Linked DNA regions of Homo sapiens: all the other regions are linked to region 1. Evidence: chromatin contacts called from ENCODE Hi-C or POLR2A ChIA-PET data. All regions are on one chromosome and are shown on one strand. Each heading gives the region's core, a stretch centred on a gene start or an enhancer-like site at or near the end of the contact. The rest is flanking DNA. Distances are from core to core; before and after follow the strand shown. Region 1 holds the start of SRP68 (signal recognition particle 68). Region 2 overlaps RHBDF2 (rhomboid 5 homolog 2). Region 3 holds the start of SAP30BP (SAP30 binding protein). Region 4 overlaps SAP30BP (SAP30 binding protein). Region 5 holds the start of GALK1 (galactokinase 1).

Region 1 (2,907 bases), core at 242-2,741:
CGCCTGGCTTATTTTCGTATTTTTAGTAGAAATGGGGTTTCACCATGTTGGCCAAGCTGGTCTCAAACTCCTGACCTCAAGTGATCCGCCCACCTCGGCCTCCCAAAGTGCTGGGATTACAGGCGTAAGCCACCGAGCCCGGCCACCTTTTTCCCTTCTCTTACCCATTGAACGTTTTCCCTCCAATTCAATCCAATATACTGAGCATCTATTGTGTCAGGCTCTGTCTTTGGCTCCATGCCTCAGTTTCCTCAGCTGTAACAAGGAAATGGTAACACTTCCTTCTAAGAGGGATCTGCTGAGAAAGGAATGAGATGTATGGGAGAGTTAGTTAAATCTGAATGCATCAGATCCTTATTCTTTTTCTCCTGACCTTATTCCGTATACCTTGAGGAAATTCAAAATAGAGTTCAGGGCCGGGCGCGGTGGTTCACGCCTGTAATCCCAGCACTTTGGGAGGCCGAGGCGGGCGGATCACGAGGTCAGGAGATCGAGACCATCCTGACCAACATGGTGAAACCCCGTCTCCACTAAAAATACAAAAATTAGCGGGACGTGGTGGCAGGCGCCTGTAATCCCAGCTACTCGGGAGGCTGAGGCAGGAGAATGGCTTGAACCCAGGAGGCAGAGGTTGCAGTGAGCCGAGATCACACCATTGCACTCCAGCCTGGGCAACAAGAGCGAAACTCTATCTAAAAAAAAAAAAAAAATCCGTCATTTAATCTTCCTAACAACCACTTAAATTGGTTATCCCCATTTCATAGATGAAGGAACAGATTTACAGGGAGATTAAGTTACGTGCCCAACATGTCCCTGCCGCTAATGACGGAGCGGGGATTGGAATCCCAGGTCTCAGACTCTAGAAGGTGCAAAGCAAAAATTCATATTTTCCCATGTCTCAACACTTCTCCCTCTTTGGACTGACGGCCCCAAAGTGCAGTGGTCCACGGCCCCAAGCGGTCTGAGAAAGTCACCCCGTTAGGACACCGTCTGCTGACTGCGCAGCGCTTCCTCCGGCTTGGCGTTCTTACGGCCAGCCTCAGAGGAAAGGGCAGGCAGAGGCGGGTCCCTTACGGACGGGGTGTCCCGTTCCGGTAGGGAGGACCCCATCTCTTGAGTCCCTGGGGATGCAGACACCCCGAAATCCAGTATCTTTGGTCTCCTGCTTTCTGCTGGGCAGGACGTGAACCAGATCCCCAGTCCAGGATGCAGGACCTGGGGTCCACCTCCGGTTCTCCGCCCTTAGTGGGTGGGAGGTGGGACTGCCCCCTGAGATCTCAGCAGCCACGGTCTCACTGCGGCCTCAAGTCCCCACCTAGCCAGCCACAATTCCGGACCCGGGATGACAGGATCCCTCGCGCAGGCGCGCTCCAGCACATGGCGCCCTGCTGCAGCAAGGGCCGACGGCGGCGGAGTCCGCCGCTATCCCATCAGCCCGGCCAGGCAGGTCCAGCTCTCACCCGCCCAGGTCGTCCCGCCTCCCCTATCCCGTCTTGCTCTGCGGCGCAGGGGCAAGATGGCTGCTGAGAAGCAGGTCCCAGGCGGCGGCGGCGGCGGCGGCAGTGGCGGCGGCGGTGGCAGTGGCGGCGGCGGTAGCGGCGGTGGACGTGGTGCCGGAGGGGAAGAAAATAAAGAAAACGAACGCCCTTCGGCCGGATCGAAGGCAAACAAAGAATTTGGGGATAGCCTGAGTTTGGAGAGTATCCTAGAGTAATCGGGCCTAACTCGCAATGATTACGTGTCGAACTGGAGGGCTGGGGGCGGGAGAGGCGGCGGGTCCCGACAAGTCCTGGCAGGAGAGGCCGAGGGTTGCAGTTTCTCTCGCCCTTACCTTTTGGTGCTCAGAATTCCGGGGGGGGTCTGTCTCTCGACTAGTCTTTCCTCGTGTCCCCCTCGCCGTCCTGGCTAGGTCCGTTTCTTCCAGTGGCACTGGGATATCAGGCAGGTTTCCCCTGGTGCCCCGCAGTTGTCCAGTTGGAGGGCTTGTGACCAAGTGACACCTTGAGCACCTTGCTTTGGCACCTTGAGCCACTGAACTGGGGAGAGGAAACTGCAGTCTTGACATTTGGCTTAATACTCTTGTCTGACAGTCGTCATAGACTGAGTAGTAAAACCTACAGCTCGATACTTTGAAAGTGGAGGTAAAGATTGACTCAGGAAAAGCTTGTTGCCCATTTTGATTGTAAGTTACCGTAGTTAATATCGATTGTGTCATTTTTTTCTGATCGGTCTGTAGGCATTTTATCTTGCTGACAGTCATTCATATAAGCTGGAGGAATCGGTTTCTAGTTTCCATCAGTGTGTATCTCAACCAAGTGCTTGTGGTACTAGTTTGTGACCTTTTGAAATGAATAACAAATGGAGAAAACGTAGGCGAGTTTCTGAAATAACACATTCAACTTGACATCTTAATGTGCTTAAAGTTCTCAGGCGCTTGGAGTTAAATATTTTGAATTACTGGTAATAGTTCCAAGTAGACGCTAGCGAGCCCTGATTTTACTGAGACCTTTATATCTCTTTGTCCCGTTTTAGTAATTTAAAGAGTCCTTTTAGCGTTCACTATTTTAAAATATGTCTCTAGAGAAGTGTTGAGGAAACATTAAAACTATACCTATATAGATGAAGGTCATTGGACTTTCTAAAGATTAGTACATAATCTTAAATATTTTAAGATTATTAAAAGGAGAATCTGGCCATTCTTCTTTTGAAAGAAAAACCTTAATACTTTTATGCAAACTGTAGCCTAGCTTGGTTGACATGTGCTAATCATAGACTCTCTAAGCATCACAGCTGTTAAGGAAAGTTAGATTTGGCAGGTGTTGGAGATTATGCAAATGGAGGCTTAGTACATGTCATTTATAACCTGAATCTGAATGAATAAAATGTGGGGTCTAGGTGTTAATTGGT
Region 2 (2,907 bases), core at 231-2,730, 410 kb before region 1:
TTTGAGACATTTTCTCACTCTGTCGCCCAGGCTGGAGTGCAGTGGCATGATCTTGGCTCACTGCAACCTCTGCCTCCTGGGTTCAAGCAATTCTCGTGCCTCAGCCTCCCAAGTAGCTGGGATTATAGGCATGCGCCACCACACCTGGCTAATTTTGTATTTTTAGTAGAGACAGGGTTTTACCATGTTGGCCAGGCTGGTCTCAAACTCCTGACCTCAGGTGATCCACCTACCTCGGCCTCCCAAAGTGCTGGGATTACAGGCATGAGCCACGCACCCAGCCAGTTTTAGTTATCTTTGAAAAATGAACTGGGGCTGGGCACAGTGAGCTTGCACCTGTAATCCCAGCACTTGGGAGGCCAAGGCAGGCAGATGGCTTAAGCCCAGGAGTTCCAGACCAGCCTGGCTAACATGGAGAGACCCCCACCTCTACAGAAAAAAGACAAGAAAAATAAACTGGGTGGCCTTGGGGGACAGGGACCAGCACAGTAGGTTTCTCATCTCTCGGCCCACCTCGGCCTCCCCAAGTGCTGGTATTACAGGTGTGAGCCACCGTCCCTGGCCTGCATCTTCATGCTCTTTTCAGGGTTTGGTTCTTGCCTCAAGCGGAGAGATCAGAAATTGAATGAGGTAGTAAGTTGAGGACCTCCCAGACCCATATGGTCCGGGATGCAAATGATGGTCAGAAATAGACCTCACTCCAACCACTGGGCCTGAGGTTCAGCCTGGTTCAGGCTGGGTTTAGTCCCCAGGGATGGTTTGTTTTTGGTTTTGTGTGTGTGTGTGTGTGTGTGTGTGTGTGTGTGTGTGTGTGTGTGTGTGTTTTCAGACAGAGTCTTGCTCTGTCGCCAGGCTGGAGTGCAGTGGCGCGATCTCGGCTTACTATAACCGCTGCCTCCTGGGTTCAAGCCATCCTGCCTCAGCCTCCCGAGTAGCTGGGATTACAGGCACGTGCCACCACGCCTAGCTAATTTTTTGTATTTTTAGTAGAGACGGGGTTTCACCATGTTGGCCAGGATGGTCTCGATCTCCTGACCTCGTGATCCCCCCACCTCGGCCTCCCAAAGTGCTGGGATTACAGGCGTGAGCCACCGCGCCCAGCCGCCCAGAGATGTTTGAACCAACTTTAGGCAAGTTGGTTCTTGGTCTGGGCTGCGTGCCCTGGCGTCAGGGTCCTGACACTGCGCCACCCCGCACCGCCCACCGCTGCTCTCCCGGTCTCCATTCCAGCCCTCCCGCCTCCTGCCCACAATGGCCTCTGCTGACAAGAATGGCGGGAGCGTGTCCTCTGTGTCCAGCAGCCGCCTGCAGAGCCGGAAGCCACCCAACCTCTCCATCACCATCCCGCCACCCGAGAAAGAGACCCAGGCCCCTGGCGAGCAGGACAGCATGCTGCCTGAGGTAAGGGGGCTGGCCTGGGGGCTCACTGTTCTGCCGTAGGTAACAGATGTACCCACGTGACACTTTCTGGTCAGTTTCACTTCCCAGAGGGGCTCCTTCCTGAGCCACAGCTGCTGTCTGTGCAGCCCTTGACTCGGGCCCTACCCCCTCCTTCCTGGGCCCGAAATATCACAGGGAGTAAAGCCAGGAACCGGGCTCACTCTCATCGTGGTCAGGGGCACACAGGAAGGGCCAGCCCCAAGAAAGTGCTTGCTGGTAACCCTGGGGCCCTGGCTGTTCTCATTTCACCCCCTAGGCCTGGACTCTCAGTCTCTCTTCTGAGGGCTGGGGGCTTTCTTTGACATGGGTGAGCAGGGGACAGTGTCTCCCTGGCATCAGCAGCCCGCCTAGGCAGTGTCCGCTTCCTTTGGGAGGACGAGAACAGATCAGTGTTTCTGACAGTCTGGTCTAGTGCCCCATAAAGAGCTCATTGAAAACCGGCTTGTGGCAGCGTGGGCTTCCTGCACAGTCTGGAGTATAAAGGGAAGCGATGTTAACGCCCCCCGTTCACCCGAGAGCTCTGCAGAAGACACAGCAGCAGGCAGGAGCGTCATGGTGCAGAGGGGAGGGACTGGATGAGGAGTTAGGAAAACACACGCTGGCCTTGACGGAGAAAAGTTAGACAATGGCGATTTTAAATTCAGAATGAGGCTGGGCGAGGTCGCCTCATGCCTGTAATCTCATCACTTTGGGAGGCTGAGGCAGCCAGATCACTTGAGCCCAGGAGTTCGAGACCAGACTAGACAACATAGCAAGACTCTGTCTCTGCAAAAAAAATTAAAAAAGAGCTGGGTGTGGTGGCACATGCCTGTAATCCCAGCTACTTAGGACACTGAGGTAGAAGGCTTGCTTGAGCCTGGGAGGTCGAGGCTCCAGTGAGCTATGATGGTGCCACTGCCCTCCAACCTGGGCAACAGAGCAAGACTCTGTCCCAAAAAATATATATATAGGCCGGGCATGGTAGCTCATGCCTGTAATCCCAGCACTTTGGGAGGCCGAGGCGGCCAGATCACTTGAGGTCAGGCAGGAGTTCGAGACCAGCCTGGCCAACATGGTGAAACCCCGTCTCTACTAAAAATACAAAAATTAGCCGGGTGTGGTGGCACATGCCTATAGTCCCAGCTACTCAGGAGGCTGAGGCAGAAGAATCGCTTGAACCTGGGAGGCGGAGGTGTCAGTGAGTCGAGACCACACCACTGCACTCCAGCCTGGACAATACAGTGAGATTCCATCTCCAAAAAAAAAAAAAAAAAAAAAAAAAAAATATATATATATATATATATACATATACAAACACACACACACACACACACACACACACACACACATTATATATATATATTTCCAAATGAAAGCAAATTGGGGCATAAATCAGGGTTGAAGTTTGTTCTCAGGGTTTTCAGAATAGGAGGCTAAAGAAAAGCCAGCCCAGGACCTGGGCTGCACACACCACCGCCTGCCCTCCCT
Region 3 (2,907 bases), core at 141-2,640, 410 kb after region 1:
GGGATGGAGCTAACCATGAAATGGAACACTGTTGGCACAGTTCCAAAATCTGACAAATGAAATTGTGCTTTCAGTAGCTCTGGATCTGGGAGATTTACCTACCGACTGTCTACTGTTCTCATCTTCTTCTTCTTCATAACCATCTTCATCACCCCCTAGACGAGAAAAGTCATCCTCCCCATAGGCATCAGATACCAATCCGCCTTTCTCCTCTGAAAGGTTAAAAAACAAACAAACAAACAAAAAGCAAGAAAAAAAAAACAAGAGTTACAATGTAAGAAAAAATGTCCAGAGATTTGAGTGGCCAAGACTATCTCTGAAGATACAAAGGGAACCTAAATCTCATGTTAAGTTACAATAGGCCCAGATTCGGCTCTCTGAGAAGGCCAGCATTTACTGAATAAAATCATTAAAAGGTCAGGGAACAAAACCGAGTACTAAATTCTGTTTCTAATGCTATAAACACTAGATAAACACTAAAGTGTTTATAGGAAACCATCAGAGAACTTTCTGACTGGAAGAGACCACACAAAATCACAAAACATGGAAGTACCTAACCTAATCCAATCCCCTTCACTTTCCAGATGAGGAAGCTAAGGTCCTGATATGTTGTTAGGTAACTTGTTCTTTATTCTCCCAAAGGAATCTGTTTCCATTATCTAACATTGTGCTTCTCAACCTGAGGAGGAGAACATCACCGTTAGGCTTTAAAAACTCACAAAATAAGAAAAATCACCTGGGATCCTTAAAAAGTTCACAAATGCCCACATCCTACCCCAGTTCTACCGAATTAGGTTCTCTCACTTTGGGCATCAGATACGTTTGTTTTTAAAAGCTCCAAGATGTGTTTAGGGCACATTCCTAACTAAAAGTTATAAAGTTAACGAACACAATCTTTACCATCTTCCACGTATGTTTTACTTATCGCTCTCCCTCATCAAACAACGAGCCCAGGGGAAACAGGCAGTGGCTGAGCAGCCGCTCCCTCTTCGTCCATCCCTCTGTCTATCACTATAGCCGGCACGGAGTCTTTCAGTAAGTTTAGGCAAATTAATCGAAATAACGGGAAGGAGATTCTTCATTCTTAGTCCACAGTCTCTAATGCTCTATCTCACCCCGGACCCTGGACCATTCTTCGGGGTCCGGTGCTTGGAGCACAATGACCATCTTGTTCCCTCCCGCCCAGCGAGGGTACAGCATTCCGGGCAGACACCCGATTCCCCCTTCCAGCTTCGCACTTGGGCCTTACCAGCCGCGCTGCCCACCGCCTCGATTCCAGCCTCGCCATCAGACTCGGGCTCTGAATCTTCCGCGTAAACTGCGAGAGACGACAGAACATTCTTCTTCCCCGCCATCTTATTCCCACAGCCCGGGCGTGGCTCACTCCTATGACTCAAGACGCCGACTTCCGGGCGGAAAGGCAGGTTCTTTCGGATCCCAGGAGACCCCCGCGCCACACTGGAAACCAATCAAAACGGCAGTTTCCTGCGCCTGGCTCCGCCCTCATGCCAGCGCTCGCGCTACGTCATCACTGCGCGACGGATATAAGATTGCGTGGGTTCTGCCTAAAGCTGAATTCCCAGCGCTTTGGCTTCTCTGAGTTGGGGTTGTGTATAGGGGTCTTCGAACAGTTCCGGAACCAGCCAGCAGCCTTTAATTCTTGGGCGGACCACGGCCGGTTCTGATATCTTAGGGTGAAGAGAGGGAGGTGTCGGCCAGCCAAGAGAGAAAATTGCGGATCTTGGGCTCAGGAAGACGGGAGAAGGGGTTCGGGGTCCCGGGGTGGAAGAACGGTCGTCGTGGTTGCGCTTATAGAAGTAGGAGCAGGTGGTGGATCTTAGGAAAACGGTTCCCCGTTCTCCAAGCTGTTCTGAAGACATTTATGTTTCTTCTCTTGATCTGATTTCTAGCTCTGTGCTATACCGTGGCCTGGAATAGTTCAATGTTTTCATTTTCATTGAGCGTAAAAGTGGAGATGTTAATTACTGAGGAATGTATTGCTTGAGGCAGTTCACCTTCAGCTTTATTACTTAAAAATAATACATTATTTAAGTGTAATATAGCAAATTGTTACAGAAAAATAATCTGTATTTTTAATGCAAAACAGAGGGTTCTCGTGGCAACCTTTTACTACCTTTGCCTTAACCTTTGGCCACTGTTCTTGGCTAAGATGAGCAGCCACCATACCACCTTTCCTTTTGACCCTGAGCGGCGAGTCCGGAGTACGCTGAAGAAGGTCTTTGGGTTTGACTCTTTTAAGACGCCTTTACAGGAGAGTGCGACCATGGCTGTAGTAAAAGGTAACATTACCAAGCTACCTTCCTTTAAATTTATGCTGGCTATACCATAACGCTGCGGCAGAACACCCTCCTCCTCACCCTTCGTACTGCCTCACCTTTGGTCCATAACTGGATTTGGAAATCTTTAGAGTTGTCAAAGCTTGTAGTTTCGTTTATTTGTTTTAATTAGAGATGGGGTCTTGGCATGTTGCTCAGGCTGGTCTCCAAATCCTGGGCTCAGGCAATCCTCCCACCTCGGCCTCCCAAGGTGCTGGGATTACAAGCATGAGCCACCACGCCCGGCCCAAAGCTTGTAGTTTTAGTGGCAGAACCACCCAGCTGGTCTATATTTCATAGCTAGATTTACACATGGTCTTTGAAAACACTTCAGATTCTCATTATTGTTCGTTTGTACACACAAACGAACAGCAACAGTGAGGGTGGTAGGAATAACTTAACTCGGTCACTGGCCTCCTAGGTAATTCCCTTGTTGCAGGTTGAGTGGCCTTGGTCCCAGATAGAGAAGGAAAGAGTAATAATGTTATAAACCTGAGATACGGTGACAAATGGAAGTTGCCAAGAGGCGAGCAGCAATGTAATATTAATGATACATGTCTAAACAAAAGCC
Region 4 (2,907 bases), core at 238-2,737, 380 kb after region 1:
AAGGCACTGGTGTTAAACCACCTGCTCTGGGGGAGATTCTCACTATGCCCTTAAAGAGGCAGGAAGCGGAAAGAAGGGCTGTGAGGATACAAGCAAAAAGCAACAAGAAAGCACTGTTCATCTCTTCCCCGCCAGCAGCGTTTTGAAATGCACAGGAAACACCTGTCTTGACTCGTATGAATCCACCCACTGGCCTTCAGGTAGAAATTCTCAGTTGGTTAAAGTAATGAGCTCATCCTGGATGTCTAGTCACCAGGCATCTGTCTACATCAGCCAGAGGGCATGGAACCCGCAGCCCAGAGACATGAGCAACAACACACAGCCAGAACAGGCTGAGGGCTTTTCACCCAGTTCCTAAGGAAGGTGAAAACAAAGCACCTCACCTAGGAAAGGAAGGCTGCTCCTGGGAGAAAAGACTAGGCCCACCTCTTCAGCCCCCTCATTCAATTCCAATCAAGACACAAGGAAAAACAGGCTGGGGGAGTTGGGAGGCTGAGGTGCGCAGATCACTTGAGGCCAGGAGTTTGGGACCAGCCTGGACAACATGGTAAAACCTCCTCTCCACTAAAAATACAAAAATTAGCCGGGCATGGTGGTGCATGCCTGTAATCCCAGCTACTTGAGAGGTGGAGGTTGCAGTGAGCCGAGATTGCGCCACTGCACTCCAGCCTGAAAGAGCAAGATTGTCTCCAAAAAAAAAAAAAAAAGATACAAGGAAAAACGAAAAGACAAAAACAAAAGCCAAGTTAGAAAACAGAAAGGAGGAAAGAGGAAGTATGGTTTAAACGCTGAGCTGGTGGAGGACACCAATCTGAGCCGAGGTCTCCTCCTCTGCCTGCACCCCTCATCCACCCAGACCCCACCTGAGACTAAAGGCCCAACAACCAGAGCAGGAGGCGGCTGCGGCACACTGGGCGCTGTCCCTGGAGAAGAATAGTGATCTCAACCTGCCAATTTGGTTTCTTAACCAACTGTGACTGAGACTTGGAAGATGCAACTGTAGGTCAGTGGCAGGGGCCTGGTTCTCAAGAATTACAGAACCTGGAATATGGTTCCTCCTGCAGAGAATACAAAAGTCCAGCCATTGATGAAGCTGACTGGAGCGCAGGAAGGAAGTAACAACAATATAGACCCACGAAACTGGACAAGCTGCCATTTGAGCTGGGAGGATTTACTCAGCAGAGAAGTACCAAGTCCTGAGTAAGAGAATGGAGGTTTATTTACAGCCAACAATGCTTCCTCAATCCTTCCTGGAACCGGCCCCACAAAGCTCCAGTGTCAAACTTGAGTTCCACAAAGGCAGCCGCCAGCATCTAGATCCCACCAAATCTAAACGTCATGTTTTCTTTCCAGCTTCGGGAGTAGCGGGCACAGAGAAAGCACTCTGAACAGGGGCACAGGGCAGCCAGCCCCGAGGCCACAGGCAAGAATGCTACAGACTGGGGGTTTCCTGTTGGGCAATGTAATCTTGCATCTTACAAGTACGTGGCAGCTAGGGAGGCAGATTAGTAAAATGACTCCTTTCAAACCTTTATTCTCTCAGACCTGGGACAGCCCATGGCCTGATGAGATCTCACTTCACGAGCACAATAGCTCCTTAAAAACAGATCCTCACTGTGGCCCACGAGCCTTGAGGATTCCCTGCTGCCCATTTCAGCCTCTTCCTCCCCTTTCTGCACCCAGGATCTTTGCAATGCCTGCTCCCTGAAATCACCTTCTCCCCACTCCTGCCTAGAAAGCCCCGTGTAGGCCTCAGCCCAGCCCAGGGAAGCCTTCCTCTACCCTCATGCTCACCTGGCCGATGAAGACAAACTACTCTACTCTGTGTACTCACAAAAATCACCAAGTCTAATAGTCAGCCTGGTCCACAGAAGGTGCTCAAGCACTGACCTCTCTCTGTCTCTCTCACACACACACACACACACACACACACACACACACACACCCCAAACACTGTCAGTTTGTCTTCTGTCAAGTTTAGGTTCCACACCTACCTTCAGCTGTTATGTTTTAACTTCAGACTCCCAGCCTGGTCAACTCCACAGTGAGTTTCATGTGTAGATTCACTAGAAATGTCAGACGGACAGGCAGCAGAAGAGCAGCTAACAAAAGGGCTAGGCTTGCAATAAAAGTCTGCCAAGGGGCAGGAGAAGGTGGGGAGGGGACACCAACGCTGAATTACAAAAAAATTTCAAACCCAATTCTTTGTTCATCTTTCTGCATCATCTTTTTTTTTTTTTTTTTCCTGAGACAGGGTCTCACTCTGTCACACAGGCTGGAGTACACTGGCGCAATCATAGCTCATTGCAGCCTTGACCTCCTGGGCTCAAGCAATTCTCTTGCCTCAGCCTCCCAAGTAGCTGGGATTACAGGCATGCACCACCATGGCTGGCTAATTTTTAAATTTTTTGTAGAGATGGGGTCTCACTATGTTGCCCAGGCTGCTCTTGAACTCGTAGGCTCAAGCAATCCTCCTGCCACAGCCTCCCAAAATGCTGGGATTACAGGTGTGAGCCACCACATCTGGCCCTGCATCCTCTTTCCGAACACTGGGCCTAATGCTCCTAAATCCTAAGACAAAAATAATTACTGTATAGTTAATTCATTTATTTTTTCCACAGATAATTTATTGAGCATGATTTATACACCAAGCAATGGGCCAAGCATTGAGGATAAAATATGAAAACTCAATCTAGGGGAATAAGTTTAGGTATTATGCTAAGCTCTTCAATTAAGAATCTCATTTTTCACAACAGTCCCATGAAACTGTGCTCTTAACCATCAGGCAATACAGCTGCTTCAGAACAACTGCTATGCCATCCTCCAGAAACCCTCTTGTGGAGGCATCAAAGTAATAGTCAAAACAAGGTTTTCTGAGATCAATGTGAGTCACTTCAGGTTGCCAAG
Region 5 (2,907 bases), core at 241-2,740, 310 kb after region 1:
AAATTAGCCGGGCATGGTGGCACGTGCCTGTAATCCCAGCTACTCCGGAGGCTGAGGCAGGAGAATCGCTTGAACCCGGGAGGCAGAGGTTGCAGTAAGCTGAGATCACGCCATTGCACTCCAGCTTGGACAACGAGAGCGAAACTCCGTCTCAAAAACAGAAACCAAATAAACATTTCCTAACCAATGTCACAAAACTGTACCCCTATGTTTTCTTCTAAGAGTTTTCAGAATTGCCCTTGGAATGCAGTTCCCCACTCTTTGGGCACACCCCTGAGCAGGCCCCAAGCTAAATCCCTGGCCATAACTCCCCACACTACTCCCACCCTAACCCCAAGCAAGCTGCTTACATTTCAGTCTTTCAGTTTCAAGGTTCCATGTAGGGTGGGCAGCTGTGGACAGGTATCAAGGCAGCAGTTGGGGCCGGCCAGCAGGTTTAGGATGCAGGATAGCAAGAGAAGAGTGCCTGACTGGGAACAAGGCCACGCCTCTGAGACAAGGGCTTCTGGGCTGAAGTAGTGCCTGCTGGGGCCAACAGCACAACCTACCTGGACAGCTGTGGCAGGTCCTTAAGGGAGGGGCTGGGCCCACTGCTGGCCACCGCCACCCTAGTCCAATTCTCCATTGCTAGGAGCTGTTGCGTATTACCTAGAAAAGGAGCTTGTAAAATTGACTCTCTGGTCACCACCAAACTTGTCTTTTTTTTTTTTGAGACAGAGTTTTGCTCTTGTTGCCCAGGCTGGAGTGCAATGGTGTGATCTCAGCTCACCGAAACCTCCGCCTCCCAGGTTCAAGTGATTCTCCTGCCTCAGCCTCCCGAGTAGCTGGGATTACAGGCATGAGCCACCATGCCCAGCTAATTTTGTATTTTTTAGTAGAGATGGGGTTTCTCCATGTTGGTCAGGCTGGTCTCCAACTCCCGACCTCAGGTGATCTGCACACCTCGGCCTCCCAAAGTGCTGGGATTACAGGCGTGAGCCACTGCGCCCGGCCCAAACTTGTCTGTCTTTATCTCTACTTACAGTGAGTGTCAGGTCACCCTCTTGGAGACCGGTGATCAGAGGCTGATGACCTCTCACAGCTGCTGGCCCTGGGGACCTAGGGGATCCCTTTGGGAATCCCAGGTCAACCGGGTGCCAGCTCCATTGCTCTGGCTGTGTGGGTGGTGGTGGGTGGTGAGGCACATAGAAAGTCACCAGCGCCAGGGAAGGGCAGCTCAGAAATCCTGGTCATGCCAAGTGCCACTCAGGGCTATTCTCACTCTAGTGAGTGCTCATTGGTTCTTCCCGAAGTCCAGAGGGAAGGACACCATCGGGGGCGCTGTATCCCACCCGGCACCATTAGCCCCTGCCACCCACCACCCAGCAGCTGGATTCCCACGGGAGTTGCGGGTGGGGGCGGAACCGGCTGAGGTCTGGGGGCGGGGCGTCCGGGCGCGGGGCGGGGCTGGCGGGAATGTGCGCACCCCCGCGCGGGGCCCCGCCCGAGCATCCCGCGCCGACGGGGCTGTGCCGGAGCAGCTGTGCAGAGCTGCAGGCGCGCGTCATGGCTGCTTTGAGACAGCCCCAGGTCGCGGAGCTGCTGGCCGAGGCCCGGCGAGCCTTCCGGGAGGAGTTCGGGGCCGAGCCCGAGCTGGCCGTGTCAGCGCCGGGCCGCGTCAACCTCATCGGGGAACACACGGACTACAACCAGGGCCTGGTGCTGCCTATGGTGAGGGGCTGCACGGGGAGCCCCTAGCCCGCCGCCGCCTGTCCCGGCCGCCGAGGAGGGCGGGCCTCGGGGACGCTGGGGGCGAGTTCTTCCCGCGGGAGATGTGGGGCGGGCAGCTGCGCCTGGAGCACCGGTGCACGGAAGAGTCCCCGGGACAGGCTGTTCCCCACGTTGGAAGGGAGGAAGCGAGGAAGTGGCCGGGAGAGGGTGCGCGGCCGCCTCTTGGCTCAAGCCCGCCCTCTGGGGGCTGGGGCTCCTCGCCTTCAACCTGGGAGCATGTTCCCCTTAAACTGTGAGGCCCTGTGTGCCACGCAGAAGGGGACACTCCGCGCCTCCGGCCACCGTGGGGCCCCAACCGCAGACCTGGGCGAACGTAGCCTTCTGGCCCAGCCCGTTCAATTTACAGAGGAGGAAACTGAGGCCTAGAGAGGCCCAGTGAACTGCTGGAGGTCACACAGCAGGTTCTTGGCGGGGCTGCGACTTGGGAGTGAGGACTCCCAGCTTTCAGCGGGGGGCGCTTTCCGCCCCATCTGCAGCTTGGGGAGTGCACAGGTACAGGATGTCCAGAGCCACCCCAAAATGTAAAGGCTTTGGAGCTCCAGTGATCTGTTTTCCCTTTGGGCTAGCTCTCCCCCTTGCCCCACAGCTCAGGGCAGAGTCCAGGTCTGTGCTCCAGCTGCAGCCGCCCCGCCCCTGAAGACCTAAGGGGGCAGGGCTCAAGCCCCCAAGGTCAGCTGGCCCTCAGGATCTTCCCTGCGACGCTGAACCTGGAGGTTCAGAACCTGATGACTGTGGAGGCATCAGAACCTCGGCTGGAGGCAGTGTCATTGGAGAGGCTTACTCCAGCTGGCGGAAGCCTCACGTACTGCTTGTCTCTCCTGCCAGGCTCTGGAGCTCATGACGGTGCTGGTGGGCAGCCCCCGCAAGGATGGGCTGGTGTCTCTCCTCACCACCTCTGAGGGTGCCGATGAGCCCCAGCGGCTGCAGTTTCCACTGCCCACAGCCCAGCGCTCGCTGGAGCCTGGGACTCCTCGGTGGGCCAACTATGTCAAGGGAGTGATTCAGTACTACCCAGGTATGGGGCCCAGGCCTGAGCCAAGTCCTCACTGATACTAGGAGTGCCACCTCACAGCCACAGAGCCCATTCATTTGTCTGATACACTGTGGGGAAGGCTTGTAGAGTGGAGCATCCCATTG

The links. Hi-C counts contacts between places; a loop is a spot of excess contacts on that map. ChIA-PET counts read pairs that join two places held with the same protein, here RNA polymerase II (POLR2A). Pooled maps may share reads with other maps.
Region 2: a pooled map shows a loop between it and region 1 (4-fold over the local background). The contact joins the enhancer-like site here to the promoter of SRP68 in region 1. A Hi-C loop is called at or near these places in 1 of 37 single-sample maps with no recorded cell type and 5 of 50 pooled maps. POLR2A ChIA-PET finds 5 or more read pairs at or near these places in 1 of 52 experiments (HepG2).
Region 3: a loop to region 1 is called in a map with no recorded cell type, with 7 times the contacts of the local background. The contact joins the promoter of SAP30BP here to the promoter of SRP68 in region 1. A Hi-C loop is called at or near these places in 1 of 37 single-sample maps with no recorded cell type and 7 of 50 pooled maps. POLR2A ChIA-PET finds 5 or more read pairs at or near these places in 3 of 52 experiments (activated CD8-positive, alpha-beta memory T cell, activated naive CD8-positive, alpha-beta T cell and naive thymus-derived CD4-positive, alpha-beta T cell).
Region 4: a loop to region 1 is called in a pooled map, with 3 times the contacts of the local background. The contact joins the enhancer-like site here to the promoter of SRP68 in region 1. A Hi-C loop is called at or near these places in 2 of 50 pooled maps. POLR2A ChIA-PET finds 5 or more read pairs at or near these places in 3 of 52 experiments (CD4-positive, alpha-beta T cell, H1 and activated naive CD8-positive, alpha-beta T cell).
Region 5: a loop to region 1 is called in a pooled map, with 3 times the contacts of the local background. The contact joins the promoter of GALK1 here to the promoter of SRP68 in region 1. A Hi-C loop is called at or near these places in 11 of 50 pooled maps. POLR2A ChIA-PET finds 5 or more read pairs at or near these places in 3 of 52 experiments (H1, activated CD4-positive, alpha-beta T cell and activated naive CD4-positive, alpha-beta T cell).

The regions. Positions count from the first base shown.
Region 1 is chr17:76,071,101-76,074,007 of GRCh38, reverse strand. SRP68 (signal recognition particle 68) reads left to right here and starts at 1,491. Exons shown (of 16, transcript NM_014230.4): 1 at 1,491-1,700. The coding sequence starts at 1,517. It also overlaps a transcript of GALR2 not described here. RefSeq lists enhancers at 549-1,376, 1,329-1,378, 1,377-2,204.
Region 2 is chr17:76,479,869-76,482,775 of GRCh38, reverse strand. RHBDF2 (rhomboid 5 homolog 2) reads left to right here. Exons shown (of 19, transcript NM_001005498.4): 3 at 1,231-1,401. The coding sequence starts at 1,252. Among named protein-coding and RNA genes, the nearest start is that of AANAT, 14 kb to the right of the region's middle. RefSeq lists silencers at 904-953, 1,014-1,113, 1,934-2,003. Within about 2 kb of position 1,480, at least 14 of the 41 ENCODE cell types and tissues checked have a DNase peak (open chromatin) inside an H3K27ac peak, as active enhancers do.
Region 3 is chr17:75,665,821-75,668,727 of GRCh38, reverse strand. It overlaps SAP30BP (SAP30 binding protein), which reads right to left and starts at 1,390. Exons shown (of 11, transcript NM_013260.8): 1 at 1,250-1,390; 2 at 103-212. The coding sequence starts at 1,355. RECQL5 (RecQ like helicase 5) reads left to right here and starts at 1,574. Exons shown (of 20, transcript NM_004259.7): 1 at 1,574-1,684; 2 at 2,157-2,300. The coding sequence starts at 2,171. RefSeq lists enhancers at 1,149-1,398, 1,569-1,668, 1,250-2,449.
Region 4 is chr17:75,686,956-75,689,862 of GRCh38, reverse strand. The region is part of intron 3 of SAP30BP (SAP30 binding protein); the gene reads right to left. Among named protein-coding and RNA genes, the nearest start is that of SAP30BP-AS1, 3.6 kb to the right of the region's middle. RefSeq lists enhancers at 727-1,226, 1,227-1,728. Within about 2 kb of position 1,487, at least 14 of the 41 ENCODE cell types and tissues checked have a DNase peak (open chromatin) inside an H3K27ac peak, as active enhancers do; they include CD4-positive, alpha-beta T cell, where a contact is called at or near this core.
Region 5 is chr17:75,763,775-75,766,681 of GRCh38, reverse strand. GALK1 (galactokinase 1) reads left to right here and starts at 1,490. Exons shown (of 8, transcript NM_000154.2): 1 at 1,490-1,710; 2 at 2,596-2,785. The coding sequence starts at 1,546. RefSeq lists silencers at 1,326-1,515, 1,746-1,895 and enhancers at 2,006-2,235, 2,266-2,475.